Regions from separate parts of the Homo sapiens genome. Here region 2 is linked to region 1. A link is an interaction called in ENCODE POLR2A ChIA-PET data of the cell type or tissue named here. Cell type or tissue: OCI-LY7. All regions are shown on one strand. Links, peaks and the distances in the headings refer to the core of each region. The heading gives the core; the rest is flanking DNA.

Region 1 (7,784 bases), core at 1-5,000:
TAATCCCAGCTACTCGGGAGGCTGAAGCAGGGAGAAATGCTTGAACCCGGGAGGTGGAGGTTGCAGTGAGCCGAGATCGTGGCACTATACTCCAGCCTGGGTGACAGAGTGAGACTCGGGCTCAAAAAAAAAAAAAAAAGGCACAGTTTGAGGGTGGGGGCTCGCACATGTAATCCCAGAACTTTAGAAGGCTGAGGAGGGAGGATCTCCTAAGCCCAAGAGACCAGGCTGGGCAACAAAGTGAGATCTCATCTCTATAAAAACCAAACAAAACAGTCTGGTGAAAAATGCGATAGAATGAAGTATATTATAGACAAAAGGGACCTTCAGTATCAACTCTCACATATTGATTGTCGATGAAGAAAAGAGTCAAACTCTGTAAAATATTTGAAGAGACTTATTCTGAGCCAAATATGAGTGACCATGGCCAGTGACACAGCCCCAGGAAATCCTGAGAACGTGTGCTCAAAGTGGTCGGACTACAGCTTTTTATTACACATTTTAGAGAGACAGAAGACATCAAAAAATACATGTAAGATGTACATTGGTTCAGTGAGGGTGGATGGGGCGCTTCTACATCATGAGTGAATTCAAAGATTTTCTGATTGGGAGTTAGTTGAAAGAGTTTATCTAAAGACCTGAAATTTATAGAAGGGAGTGCCTGAATTAAGATAAGGGGTTGCGAAAACCAAGGTTCTTGTTATGCAGATAAAGCCTCCAGGTAGCAGGCTTCAGAAAGAACACATTGTAATTATTTCTGGGTCTCACTCCATCACCCAGGCTGGAGTGCAGTGGTGCAATCTCAGCTAACTGCAGCCTCAACCTCCCAGGCTCAAGCCATCCTCGCACCTCTCAGCCTCTGGAGTAGCTGGGATTACAGATGCGCGCCACTACGTCCTGGTAATTTTTGTATTTTTAGTAGAGACAGGGTTTCACCGTGTTGCCCAGACTTATCTCGAACTCCTGGGCTCAAGCAACCCACCTGCCTCGGCTTCCCAAAGTGCTGGGATTACAGGAGTGGGCCACAGCACCAGGTCAGATTGTAAAACTTTTAATTTTTATTTATTTTTTTTATTTTATTTTATTTTATTTTATTTTTTGAGACGAAGTTTCGCTCTTGTTGCCCAGGCTGGAGTGCAATGGTGTGATCTCGGCTCACTGCAACCTCCACCTCCCAGGTTCAAGTAATTCTCCTGCCTCAGCCTCCCAAGTAGCTAGGATTACAGGCGCCCACACCCCCACCCCATGCCTGGCTAATTTTTGTATTAGCCAGAGATGGGGTTTCACCATGTTGGCCTGGCTGGTCTCGAACTCCTGACCTTCAGGTGATTCACCTGCCTTGGCCTCCCAAAGTGCTGGGATTATAGGCGTGAGTCACCATGCCCAGCCAAAAATTTTATTTTTTACCTTTTTAAGGTGCAAGACTCTCAGTAAATTCTCTCCTGGTTAAGGAAAAATATCTGGAAAGGGAAGGGGATTCTCTACTGAAAGTAGATTTTCCCCACAAGAGACACCTTTGCAGGGCCATTTCAAAATGTGTCAAAAATATATATATATTTTTTGGGGTAAACTACTTCAATTTACTTCAGGGCCTGCTGTCTGTCATGTTGGTATCTTACTGCTACAAAAAGCCTTCTTTGTCAGACTTATGTTAATGCTGGTCAGATGTGCCTGAATCCCAAAGGGACTCTGTCCCAAAGGGAGGAGAGTATAATGAGGCTTGTCTGACCACCTGTTCCCATCATGACATGAACTAGCGTTTCAGGTAACTTTGGAATGCCCCTGGACAAGGAGGCATCCATTCAACTGATTGGGGAGCTTAGAATTTTATTTTTGGTCTACATGGTAAAGCTTAAAGTTGCGGAAATCATTATCCTCAGTCAAGCTAAAGCCTAGGTATCCAGACCTCTCTTTCACCTAATTTATTTGCAATTAATCCAAAGTTCTAGGCCAGGCACAGTGACTCACACCTGTAAACCCAGTCCTTTGGGAGGCGGAAGCATGGAGGATCACCCGAGGCCAGGAATTCAAGGCTGCAGTGAGCTAAGATTGCACCACTGCTCTCCCGCCTGGGTGACAGAGCAAGACCCTGTCTCTAAAAGAAATTTTTAAAACAAATAACAAAGTACTGGTTTATGCTGTATTTATAAAACAACATATGTAGTAAGATTTTCTTAGTTTTAGAACCCAGAAAGCTGTGCCAAATGCTTTGAGAGTTGACTTATTTCCTATTAGGTTTTTTAAATACTTGCAGTCCAGATACTGCTTTTAATTTTTTAAAAAACAGTATCCATACTTACAGGCTCTGATTAAGTTTCAAAGACTAAGCCTGCCATGCTTGTCGGTGTGTGATTCCTTCCTCTAAGATTCCAGACATTCCCGTCTCCAGGCATCACTGTGTCGGGGGAGCGCTGTGTGAAAATGGCTGTGATCTTTGTGCGGTTTGTCCGGTTATACCTCACTGGGACACCAGAGGGCGCAAGGAGGGCCAGCACTTGTTTTTCTTTAAATCTCGAATCAAAGTCCATGCAGAGAACAACAAAAGACCCGGAACACAGGGGCCTTGAGACAAAGGGACTCAGGGGAAAAGGCTGCACGCCCTGTTTTACTGAAGTGGAATTTGCTTCTTCACCCTCCTCACCTCCTCACCTCCTCCCCACCTTAAGGAACTAGAAATAAACAACTTAAGCTGCAAAATAATGAAATCTGGCTAACAAGGAAAACCAAACTAGAATACATTACTCAACATGTCATAGGCTAAGAGGACTATCACAAATGTACATTTGAGCTATTTGCTTTGCCTAATATTAATAACTTTAAAGAAAATTTTATTGTTTGCTTTTCTGAGTTCAATATATGCACATAGTAGAAAATTTAGAAAAGGTGGAATAGCAAAAAGAACAGCGATCATCAACACACTCTTAACCCAGATATAACTACTTTTAATATCTTCAGCTACTTCTTTCCAGATGTTTTCTTCTTTCTTTCTTCCTTTTTTTTTTTTTTTTTTTTGAGACGGAGTCTCACTCTGTCCCCATGCTGGAGTATAATGGCGCGATCTAGGCTCACTGCAACCTCCGCCTCCCAGATTCAAGTGATTCTCCTGCCTCAGCCTCCCGAGTAGCTAGGATTATAGGCACCCACCACCACGCCCAGCTAATTTTTGTATTTTTAGTAGAGACGGGGTTTCACTCTGTTGGCCAGCCTGGTCTCGAACTCCTGACCTCAAGTGGTCCTCCCGCCTCAGCCTCCCAAAGTGCTGGGATTACAGGCATGAGCCACCGCACCCAGCCACCAGACGTTTCCAGTACTTACAAATGCATAGAAAAAAAATGGGATTCTGCGTGCTATTTTGTGCTGGTTCTCTTCTTATTTTCTAGATCACTAACTTCATTTTATTGATAAATTCTGATAATAAAACTTTGCTAATCATATGAGTTAATCACAGGTAGGAGAATAAGAAATTTCAAAAGCTACAGGCAGCTTTTTTCCCAAAATAGCAGCAACTTGAATGCCAGACCTGAGTCATGCATTTGAAGCAGAAGTTTTTCTGTTGCTTTGTGTTTAGAAAACACGGAAAGACTAAAGAAAAGGCCTGTCGCAGTGGCTCACACCTGTAATCCCAGCACTTTGGAAGTCCAAGGCGGATCACAAGGTCAGGAATTTGAGACCAGCCTGGTCAACATGGTGAAACCCTATCCCTATTAAAAATACAAAAATTAGCCAGGCATGGTGGCCCGCACCTGTAGTCCCAGCTAATCGGGCAGCTGAGGCATGAAAATTGCTTGAACTTGGGAGGCGCAGGTTGCAGTGAGCCAAGGTCACACCACTGCACTCCAGCCTGGGTGACAGAGTGAGACGGGTCTCAAAAAAAAAAAAAAAATCCAAAGAAAAGAAGTAGAAACTGTTCCATCCCACCCCAAACAGGCTGAATAATTTGTCCTTCTGGGTAGCCTGAGGACTGAATGCCAAAGGGCCAGGGGGTGTGGGTCACCAGGACCCTTTGTTCCTCACACTGGGGCTAGTGTTTGCCTCAAAGCTAGACAGATCAGTAAAGCTATTAACCGGGATAGGTCAGCAGGTGGTCAGTAGGGCAGGAAAAAAGTCAGGAAAACGGAGGTCACTGATCTCCTGTTGGGTTGGGGCCAATGTTGGCAGGCAGGTTCCTTAAAGGACAGGAAGCTTAGGCCAGCCCAGGAACAGATAACTCTAAGGAAAGTGATGGCAAGATCTGAGGCCCTGAAAACCTCTGAGGGACACCTAATCACTAAGCCCACAGATTCCTTAATTTACAGCAACAGATAAAGGTGATGTTCTCGGCCACAGGAATTTAGTTAAATCACTGGAGCTGTCTGGCCTCAGTTTCCTTATCTGTATAACGAAAGGATCAAGAAGATAGGTAAGGTTCCTGTCAGTTCCTCAAAGATTGTGATGTTTAATTCTCCCCAGTCATGCATTATAATGAAAGGTGAAGACATTTCCTGCCCCCTGCCACTCCAGTCCCCTAAGCAGCAGCCCCTCCACCATATACTCTTTCCCGCATTGCCACTTTTCCCAAATTGCCACATGCTCTGAGCCTTTGTATTAATGTTTCTCTGTTCCCTAAGTGCTGGAAAACATTTCCCCCATTCTTTTTCTAAGTTCATCATCATTCTTTGGTGGCCCAGCTAAAAATAGGTCTTTCTTTGACCACTCCAGCCCTTCCCTCTCTGTAATCCCGTAGTATTCTGCACATACCTCCATCACTTTCTACCTCTGTAGCCTTCATCTTCCAGTGCCTCAGTTTCCTCACTGTAAAAAGGAGAAAATTATTATAGCAAACTCATAGGATTTAAATAAGGATTAAATGGTATTAAATAAAATGTATAGTAAGTCATTGGTTTGAACTGAGTTCCTACACTAGGCCCAACAGACAAACCAAAATAGAGTCACTCATGCTGGAGTTCCACACCACTAAGCTGAAAATAAGTTGTTTATCTGACCTTCCAAGAAATCAGGAGGGGGCGGAGCATGGTGGCTCACACCTGTAATCTCAGCACTTTGGGACGCCAAGGCAGGTGCTGAGCTTGAGATCAGGAGTTCAAGACCAACCTGGGCAACATGGAGAGCCCCCACCCCCCAACACCACCACCATCCCTCTACAAAAAATACAAAATATTAGTGGCATAGTGACGCGTGCCTCTGATCCCAGCTACTCCAGAGGCTGAGGTGAGAAGACCGGTTCAGGCAGGGATTGCAATGAGCTGTGATCACCCCAGCCTGGGTGACAGGGCAAGACCCTGTCTCAAAAAAAGGAGAGAAAAAAAAGAGAGAAAGAAATCAGCAGCGAGATATAATAGTCAAATCCCCAAGCAGGTCAGTTTTCGCTGGAATGATAAGAAGGTCCACTCTGCTTTAACCTTTAAACGGAAAGTAACTTTAAAGCACCAATCCACTTTGTGTTTTCTGTTTCTGCTTTGCTCAACCCTTTTTTGTCTATAAAGCCAACCTTGGCCAGGCAAGGTGGCTTATGCCTGTAATCCCTGCATTTTGGGAGGCCAAAGCAGGTGGATCACCTGAGGTCAGGAGTTTGAGACCAGCCTGGCCAACATGGTGAAACCCCGTCTCTACTAAAACTACAAAAAATTAGTTGGGCATGGTGGTGGGCACCTGTAATCCCAGCTACTCAAGAGGCTCAGGCAGGAGAATCTCTTGAACCTGGGAGGCAGAAGTTGCAGTGGGCTGAGGTTGTGCCACTGCACTCCAGCCTGGGCACCAAGAGCGGAACTCTGTCTCAAAAATAAAATAAAAGCCAAACTCTTCTGTTCAGCTCATTGAAATACTCATTCTATTTTATGGAATGAGATGTTGCCTGATTTTAGAATCACAAATGGAAGCCAATTAAGATCTTTAAATCTGTTATAACTTTGTCCTTGGACAATGGTTAATATTATATAAGGCACTTGAAGCCTAAGGCATAGCAGGCTCTCCATCAGCATGAGCTATGCCTCCACCATAGCACTTACCAAATTGTATTGTAACTATCAGTTAAAAGTCCACCTCCCTCAAGAAATTTGAGTTCCTTGAGGGCAAGAAGTGAGTCTTACTAATTTTTTGTGCCCAATGCCTATCTCCATGCTTGGCACAAAAGATAAATCAATAAAGATTTATTTTTTTAAATAAGGAGGGAAAGAAAAGACTAAGTGTTAGTCGAGCTGAAGGGAGACAGACTTTTGCCTCTCAGTTTTTTGTTTTTTGCTTTTTTTTTGAGACAGAGCCTCGCTCTGTCGCCCAGGCTGGAGTGCAGTGGCGTGATCTCGGCTTACTGTAACCTACGCCTCCAGGGTCCCAGTTCAAGCAATTCTCCAGTAGCTGGGATTACAAGTACATGCCACCATGCCCAGATAATTTTTGTATTTTTAGTAGAGACAGGGTTTCACCATATTGGCCAACCTGGTCTTGAATTCCTGACCTCGAGGTCCACCCACCTCCTCTCAGTTTTAACTTTAAATTATTATTTAAATAAATTAGAGGCTGGGCCCAGTGGCTCATGCCTATAATCCCAGCACTTTGGGAGGCCAAGGCAGGCAGATGATTTGAGGTCAGGAGTTTGAGACCAGCCTGACCAACATGGTGAAACCCCGTCTCTACTAAAAATACAAAAAACTTAGCCGGTCGTGGTGGTGCACACCTGTAATCCCAACTACTCAGGAGACTGAGGCAGAAGAATCACTTGAACCCAGGAGGTAGAGGATGCAGAGCCGATACGGCGCCAGTGCACTCCAGTTTGGGCAACAGAGTAAGACTCTGTCTCAAAAAATAATAAATAAATAAATAAATAAATAAATAAAGACTGGGGAATAGTGAAGTATGAGCATCCCGAATATCTTCCCCACCCCTCACTTTAATAATTTAAACATGTATCCATCTAATTTGCCTTCCAGGCCCAAATCAAAAACATTCACCTTTCAATTTTAATGTTTATGGACAGTAAGTTCTTGTAATTTCCCATAATCTATTAAACTCAAATTTCCAAAATTTGGGTAGTTTCCAGTTTTTGACTATTATAAATACAGCCATTATAAACATAAGTGTGCAGGGTTTTTTGTGGACATATGTCTTCATTTCTCTCAGGTCAATATCTACGAGCAGTGTTGCTGGATCTTAGGATAAATGTATGTTTGTTTGTTTGTTTGTTTGTTTGGAGACAGTGTCTGGCTCTGTCACCTAGGCTAGAGTGCAATGGCTCAATCTCAGCTCGCTGCAATCTTTGCCTCCCGGGCTTAAGCAATTCTCCCACCTCAGCCTCTTGAGTAGCCCAGACCACAGGCACATGCCACCACACCTGGTAATTTTTGTATTTTTTGTAAAGATGAGGGGGGTCTTACCATATTGCCCAGGCTGGTCTCGAACTCCTGGACTCAAATGATCCTCTTGCCTCAGCTTCCCAAAGTGCTGGGATTGCATGTTCGAGCCACTGTGCCCAGCCTACATCTTAATTATGGTCAAAATTCATAGACTAGTACCCTTAAAAAGAGTAAATTTTACCCTCATAAATTATACCTCAATAAACCCTAAAAATAGTAAATAAGTAAGTGGAGACAGACAGACAGACAGACAGACAGACAGAAATAAGAGGCACTCCCCCAAAAGTTCTCAACACAGCCTGGAAGGCCCTGCATTGTCCTACTCCCATCAGCCTTTTCAGCCTCATCTCCCCATGATGCTGCTCACCCTCTGCTCCTCTCTAGTCACTTCTGCCTTCTTTCACACCCTCTACTCACCACATTTCCTCTGTTCCTACA
Region 2 (6,392 bases), core at 1-5,000, 260 kb before region 1:
CAGTATGAGTCTGAAGGCCTGAGAACCAGGAGCACTATTGGTATAAATCCTGGTCCCAGACAGGGAGATGACTGATGCCCCATCTCTAACAGTCAGGCAGAAAAAAGCAAATTCTCCCTTCCTCTGCCTTTTTGTTCTCTTGAGGCCTTCAACAGATTCGACAATGCCCACCCACATTGGAGAAGACGATCTGCTTTACTCAGTCTACCAATTCCAATGTTAATCTCTTCTGGAAACACCCAGAGTAAGGTTTAATCAGATATCTGGACACCCTGTGGTTCAGTGAAGAAGTCGACACATAAAATTAACCACCACAGCAATAAGTCAATGCTAATAGTTACTGATGTCCTACAAGATGTTTATTATTATCTCCATTTTACAGATTTCGAACTGAAGAGTCAGGGAAGTGAAGCCACTTGGCCTAAGTGGCACAGCCAGTGAGTGGCAGAACTGGAACTCCAACCTGGGTCTGTTTGGCTCCAAAGTCTATGCGTCTCCCATTCCACCTACTACCACTCAGCACAAAAAGACTACCTCTGCCACCTCACTTCACAAAGCAGCCCCAAGAGAGAATCAGGAAATAGCCAAGAGAGGGGTTGCACCTTAAAACATTTTTCTCCCCTACCCACCCTCCATGTGATCTGCTTTTCTGCAGTATGTGGCCAGGGCTATGTAAACCCAAACACCATAAATCAATGTTGAATGAGCATTGTTGCTGCAGAAAGGCTATAACAGAGTATCATATGAGCTTTGGCCAGGCCCTGGAAGAAGTGACATCTATTTCCATACTTGGCATTTTTCCTCATGCTGTCGTCTCCTCTGCCTTTCTGTCTCCTCTTATACCCTCCCACATTGGCCCCACTACTCTCATTCTGCTCTCTGTCATCATGCAGTCATCCCTTCCCCCTTTTCATATTTTAAAGCTCACACAGCTGGTCCCCAGAGTCACTGCCTTCTCAACTGTCAAAATTGTCCAACATGAAAAATTGAAACAATAAACTAAAATGAATGCAACCGAAAGTGAAAACTACATGTGTGAAAATGGTCAAAATGCAAAGTTATTGTTCTCTGGTCTACTATCACTGAAAATTCAATGACTAACGTTTTTTTCACCCTTTACTCCAAATGTAGGGCTGGCCTCAACACACACTAATACAGCTGCGGGGTGTGGGGGGGACATTCTGCACACAATCTCCTTTGGAAGCCAGCTAAGTGACCGAGGATGAGTTATTTATTAACATCAGAGCTGCAAGTTCACCAAGAGTCACAGCAAGACTAGGTTCTAAATAATAAAAGTAAGAGATGGACTCCATAATTCATTTGGTGAAATCTCCATCAGATTTAACTGTTACCTGAGGGTTGATGGATTTTTTTTTTTACTTCCTTTTTTGAATACATAGAATATAAACACCCTTCCAAGATACACTTACAGTGAGACTAGGAAAGAGTCAGGAGCTTAAGAAAGAGGGTGCCTGAACAGCTAGATCCAAAAAGCTAGGCATTCACATGGTGAAGAAAGAGCTGAAAAAGAGATGGCCCAACTTCAAGAAGACTAGGAGAAAACCAGCCCAAAGAGTCTGGAAAGAAGACCCTCAACCCAAAACGTTTCCTCCAGCGACTGGCACAGAATAGACACTCCATATACATTTGCTGAATGAATGCATGTGAAAAAAATGAACACAGAGTAAAAAAGTTAAAATGATTAAGGGTATAAAATTTAATCACTTACTTCACTAATTGTTTTCACATTTCAAAACCTTGTAGTAAAGTTTATTAAGCATTCAGGAATACCTAAACAGAAGCAACATTAAGATGACAACTAAATATGTTCTGTAAATTTTACTCAATAAAAAGATTTTGAGAATTTACTGTGTCCCTACGGCCAAACACAAGACTTGGGAGGATTCTAAGATAAATTGGAGGTGGTCCCTGCCATCCAGATGACCATCTGGTGGCAGTCCCTTGAGCAGGTAAAGCAGCATTCCATTTCGAATGACCAAAGGAAAAAGCCTCCGCCCAATGCTATTTTCCCATTACCCCTCACAGGGCCTTAAATTATATCATTACAGATTAATTCTTTCAGGTCTTGAAGGTTAATTGAATCTCTTAAAAAAGGTAAAATACTCCTAGGACAGGTACCTTCTTAAGCCATTATCACCTGAGATTGGATCCAAGCATTCAATCACAGCTGGCAGAGAGCATATTAGACAGAAAGGATGGAGGAGCAATGGGGGGAGGGGTTTCAAGGAGGAGGAATTTGGGAAAGGAGGCACCTAAGAGCATCATTGATTAACTTTATTTGCAGGTTTCCTCATTTTTCCCATGTCCTAACCTATCGAGACTGGCATAGAAAGTTCATACAAGCCTGCACCAGCATGCCCCATACATCTTTCTGAAATATGTTTTCCAGTTCCTCACAGCTGGGTTTCTAAGCTCGACACCTGTATTTCCTAACCTGCTTCTGGTTCCTGAGACAGTTCTGATGATAACAGGAAATGCTTACTAGTTACTTAGTTTGAACCAGCCAGTATCCTACAAGCTTCACAAGAATTATCTCATTTAAGCATCTCAGCCATTCTATTCCCATTGTACAGGTGAGAAAACTGAGGGTCAGTGATATGATTTGGCTCTGACCCCACCCAAATCTCATCTTGAATTATAGCTTCCATAATTCCCACATGTTGTGGGAGGGACCCGGTAGGAGATAATTGAATCATGGGGTAGGTTTCCCCATACTGTTCTCATGGTAGTGAATAAGTCTCATGAGAGCTGATGGTTTTATAAGGGGAAACCCTTTCACTTGGTTCTCACTTCTTTCTTGTCTGCCACCATGGAAGATGTGCCTTTCACCTTCCACCTTCCACCTTGATTGTGAGGCCTTCCCAGCCATGTGGAACTGTGAGCCCATTAAACCTCTTTTTCTTTATAAATTAGCCAGTCTCAGGTATGTGTCTATCAGCAGCTTGAAAACGGACTAATACAGTCAAAGAAGTTAAGTAATTTGTCCCAATCACCTAGCTTTAAATTGCAAAGCCAGAATTTGAATATATTTAAGTCTGATTCTAGAGCCCAAACTCTTAAACTTAAAACTATAATAACCTATAACTCAGGTTGAAATCATTACAATAACCATATGAATCAGGCAGATCAAGGAAGCAATGGTCCCATCCTAACTTGGGTTCAAGGTCCAGTTCAACTGTGGGACCTTGGTCTTTAGCGTTCTCATCTCTAAGATAGCATTAATAAAATCTACTTTGTAGAGACATATGAAATCAGATGAGTTCATAAAGAAAGTGTTTGGCACAGAGTCCGTATTTCATAAATAGTAGCTGTAAGCTATGAACTTGCCATGAGCGCTTCTGTTCCGGTAATGTTCCTGTTGGCCTCCAGGGGATGCTCAAGCTTCTACTTCCTCCTCTCACAACATCTAATAGCAGTTCTTGACCTGACTATGCATTCAAATCTCCTAGGGGTAAATACATAACTGTGTACGTCTGCATTATATTTATAAAATATGTATCTGTGTGTACATACACGTATATACAAACACATACATGTCCAGGGAAGAAGACAGGACATCTCTCTTTTATAGGTTCCCTAGCATAACACACCGCAGCGCAACCCTAATGCACAGCAGAATTGAAAGCCACTGCAGTCGAAGAACAGCTAGGAAGGGTCAAGGCCAAGGACTTTGGAGATGATGCAGCTAGGAAATGGATGTTTCTGAGGGAGACGTAAAGTAGTTACAAGTTCTAGTGCCCAAGTTTGGAGTCTGTTCCTTGGGAACCCTTTATTTTAGGTTCTGTCTCTTTGTAGGAGCCCTCTCTTGGCTTATTAAAATCCTAGCCATACCCCAGCTCCTGGACTCTGAACTTGCCTCTGCCACTTTCTTGCAGCCTAGATTCCCTGATGAGAGGCCCTGACTCCCTGCAGGGACCCACCTTGTCACTGGTGCTGTCTTCAGCTAGTTCTGGGTAGAGGACGTGGATGGCCACAGAAGCGCCAGGCCTGCACCTCATGGCTGACCTTCCAGTAGCAATACCAAAGTGCAGAACAGATGTCCTGCCTTTTATTATTTTTTTTTTAGACAGGGTCTTGCTCTGTCACCCAGGCTGCAGTAGAGTGGTGTAACCATAGTTCACTGTAACATTAACTTAACTTAGGCTCAAGCAATCCTCCTATCTCAGCTTTCCAAGTAGATAGGAATATAGGTGCATGTCACTATGCTCAACTAATTTTTCAATTTTCTGTAGAAATGGGGTCTCACTATGCTGCCCAGGCTGATCTCAAATTTCTGGGCTCAAGTGACCCTCCCACCTTGACCTCCCAGCATGCTGGGATTACAGGCATGAGCTACCACACCCAGCCTAGATGCCCCACTTCTATCCACCCAAGAACATGACAAGGACCAGATTGGTCTTGCTTCAGCTAAAGACCCCTTTAAGTCCCAGGCTGAGATAAGACTGCTAGAAGCAGAATCTCTTTCCCCAAAACGAAAAATAAGCATGTCTTAGAGTTATTGACTACTACAGGCTGATCACACACTCACAGTTGAAAATCTTGTCCTTGTCTACCCTCAGTTTAGCTGACAAGGCCATTAGCCTGCCCCAGATGGGCCTGCTGCCCTCATAATGAGCAAAATGTAAATATTCTTTCCCCTCCCCCTTCCTCTCCAGGTTCTTCAGCTCCTCGTTTATTATTTTCCCAAACTATGAAAGACCCGCAGAGAAAAGCATGCTCACTACCCTCCCCCTGCCCTGAATTAGGAATCCAAACAGTTAATAAATTATCTGGATGCAAATAAGAGCCTGACGGTTTTTGTTGTTTTTTTTTTTTTTCATGAGAGGTGAAATGTCCCCATTTATTCACTCACTTGTCACTCAAACGGGGCTGAGCACGTATTCACCAAACTTGGCAGCATTTCACTCTGAGACTGAAAACAAACATGATAAATTTCTCCTCCAGAGATAATTCTGGTGATGTGTATAGGCCACTGAAAATGAGAATGTTATGACTTTAGCGCTGTGATAATATATGGTAGTAATTATATTAACAAGGGAAATTACATCTCTCTTCAGCAATTTCAGCTCATACCACCCATATGAATAGTGGGCAGCAGCAAAAATGCTGAAATGGTACCAGTAAAATAGGAGGAGCAATATTTGCTGAATTTAGAACCTACTTTAATCACTTTTTTAAACTGTATTGAGCTCCTACTATGTGCCAAGCACCCAGTGAGCACAGTGGGGAACATGAGGATGAATCAGACATGGTCCATGACCTTAAGATGCTTACCACACATCAGGGAAATAAGAGATCCACATACACGATTGTAATGCCAGGTAGGAAGTGAGAGATGGTCAAAGGAGAGGTGCAGATAGAGTTCTATGAGAACTGAAAAGAGGAAGCTGTCGCTTCTAGATGAAAGTATGATGAGGCTCTGGCTTGCCTGGAAAGCAATCAGGCACCCCGGAGGTGATGGACAAGCAACACCTTGCAGTTTTCCAGCATCAAGATAGGATGCAGATAATTAACACTGGAAATTCTGCCCACTGACCTAGCCCCAGAGAATATCCACCAGAATGCTCCACAGTTGGATGGCAATGAAAGCAAACCCCATATTCCATAGCTTCAAAAATCCTTCTGAAAAGCCTTTCACCAAGAACTTATAAATGTGTGGATTAATGGACTATAAATAGGGATTAAATGCATGAGCAAAATTCCATAATTCATTCTGAAGCTTTATTGGAACGAAATTTGAGATACTCGCTCTGTTCACTTCTAGCAATTTGATCAGCTTTTGTTTTCTTCCTCCCATGTGCAAGAAGACATAGGGAATTCCAGAAGAAATAAGACACAGTCCAGACCCAGGGCCTTGGAATCTCATAGAGGAGAAAGAAGCATGCCCAAAATAATCATAAAGATGATCTTCTATTTTAACAACATGATCTGGTGAAAACAGTATATGGTTTGGAATCAGACAGAATTGGGCTACATTTCTGCTTTGAAGCCTATCAGCTTTGTAACCTAAAAAAAAATTATTGACTCTCTCTAGATTGGCATCCCTTTATCTGGAAAGTGTTCAAATCTTAGGACTGTGGGAAGGATTAAATAGTATAGCATTATGGGAGCATTTTGTCTAATGTCTGCAGACATTTAATGAATCTGTTGAAAAATATGTGAAAAATGGGATGTGTCATAAAAAAATTATAAAGAAAATCGGAAAATTATCCTCAAAGAAAGAGACCATCTAAGAATTGGAAGAACAGGAAAGGCTTCATGAAGGTGCCATTTGAACAGGATCTTGGAGGACTGGTAGGGATTTGTCAATATGTGGTCCATTTTGGCTTAGGAGGATGGAGTAAGCATGGCTGTGCCGAGATATGACGCTG

What was found. ChIA-PET counts read pairs that join two places held together with the same protein. Peaks named below come from ENCODE experiments on the same cell type or tissue, not always from the same donor. Only the 100,000 strongest peaks of a DNase experiment are listed, where the experiment ranks them.
Region 2: POLR2A ChIA-PET joins it to region 1 with 5 read pairs; 1 of 35 experiments calls an interaction of 5 or more read pairs at or near these places.

What each region holds. Positions count from the first base shown.
Region 1 is chr12:98,488,694-98,496,477 of GRCh38, forward strand. It overlaps LINC02453 (long intergenic non-protein coding RNA 2453), which reads right to left. Exons shown (of 4, transcript NR_038383.1): 3 at 4,738-4,791. Among named protein-coding and RNA genes, the nearest start is that of TRD-GTC1-1, 11 kb to the right of the region's middle. RefSeq lists a silencer at 1,838-2,132. In OCI-LY7, for the core only: CTCF peaks have their summits at 2,473 (motif pointing right) and 2,677; a DNase peak (open chromatin) is centred at 2,488; H3K4me3 peaks cover 590 bases; H3K27ac peaks cover 515 bases.
Region 2 is chr12:98,223,974-98,230,365 of GRCh38, forward strand. No RefSeq gene overlaps it. Among named protein-coding and RNA genes, the nearest start is that of MIR4303, 230 kb to the left of the region's middle. RefSeq lists an enhancer at 3,527-3,696 and a cis regulatory region at 3,612. In OCI-LY7, for the core only: a CTCF peak has its summit at 3,378 (motif pointing right); DNase peaks (open chromatin) are centred at 988 and 2,458; H3K4me3 peaks cover 1,233 bases; H3K27ac peaks cover 2,658 bases.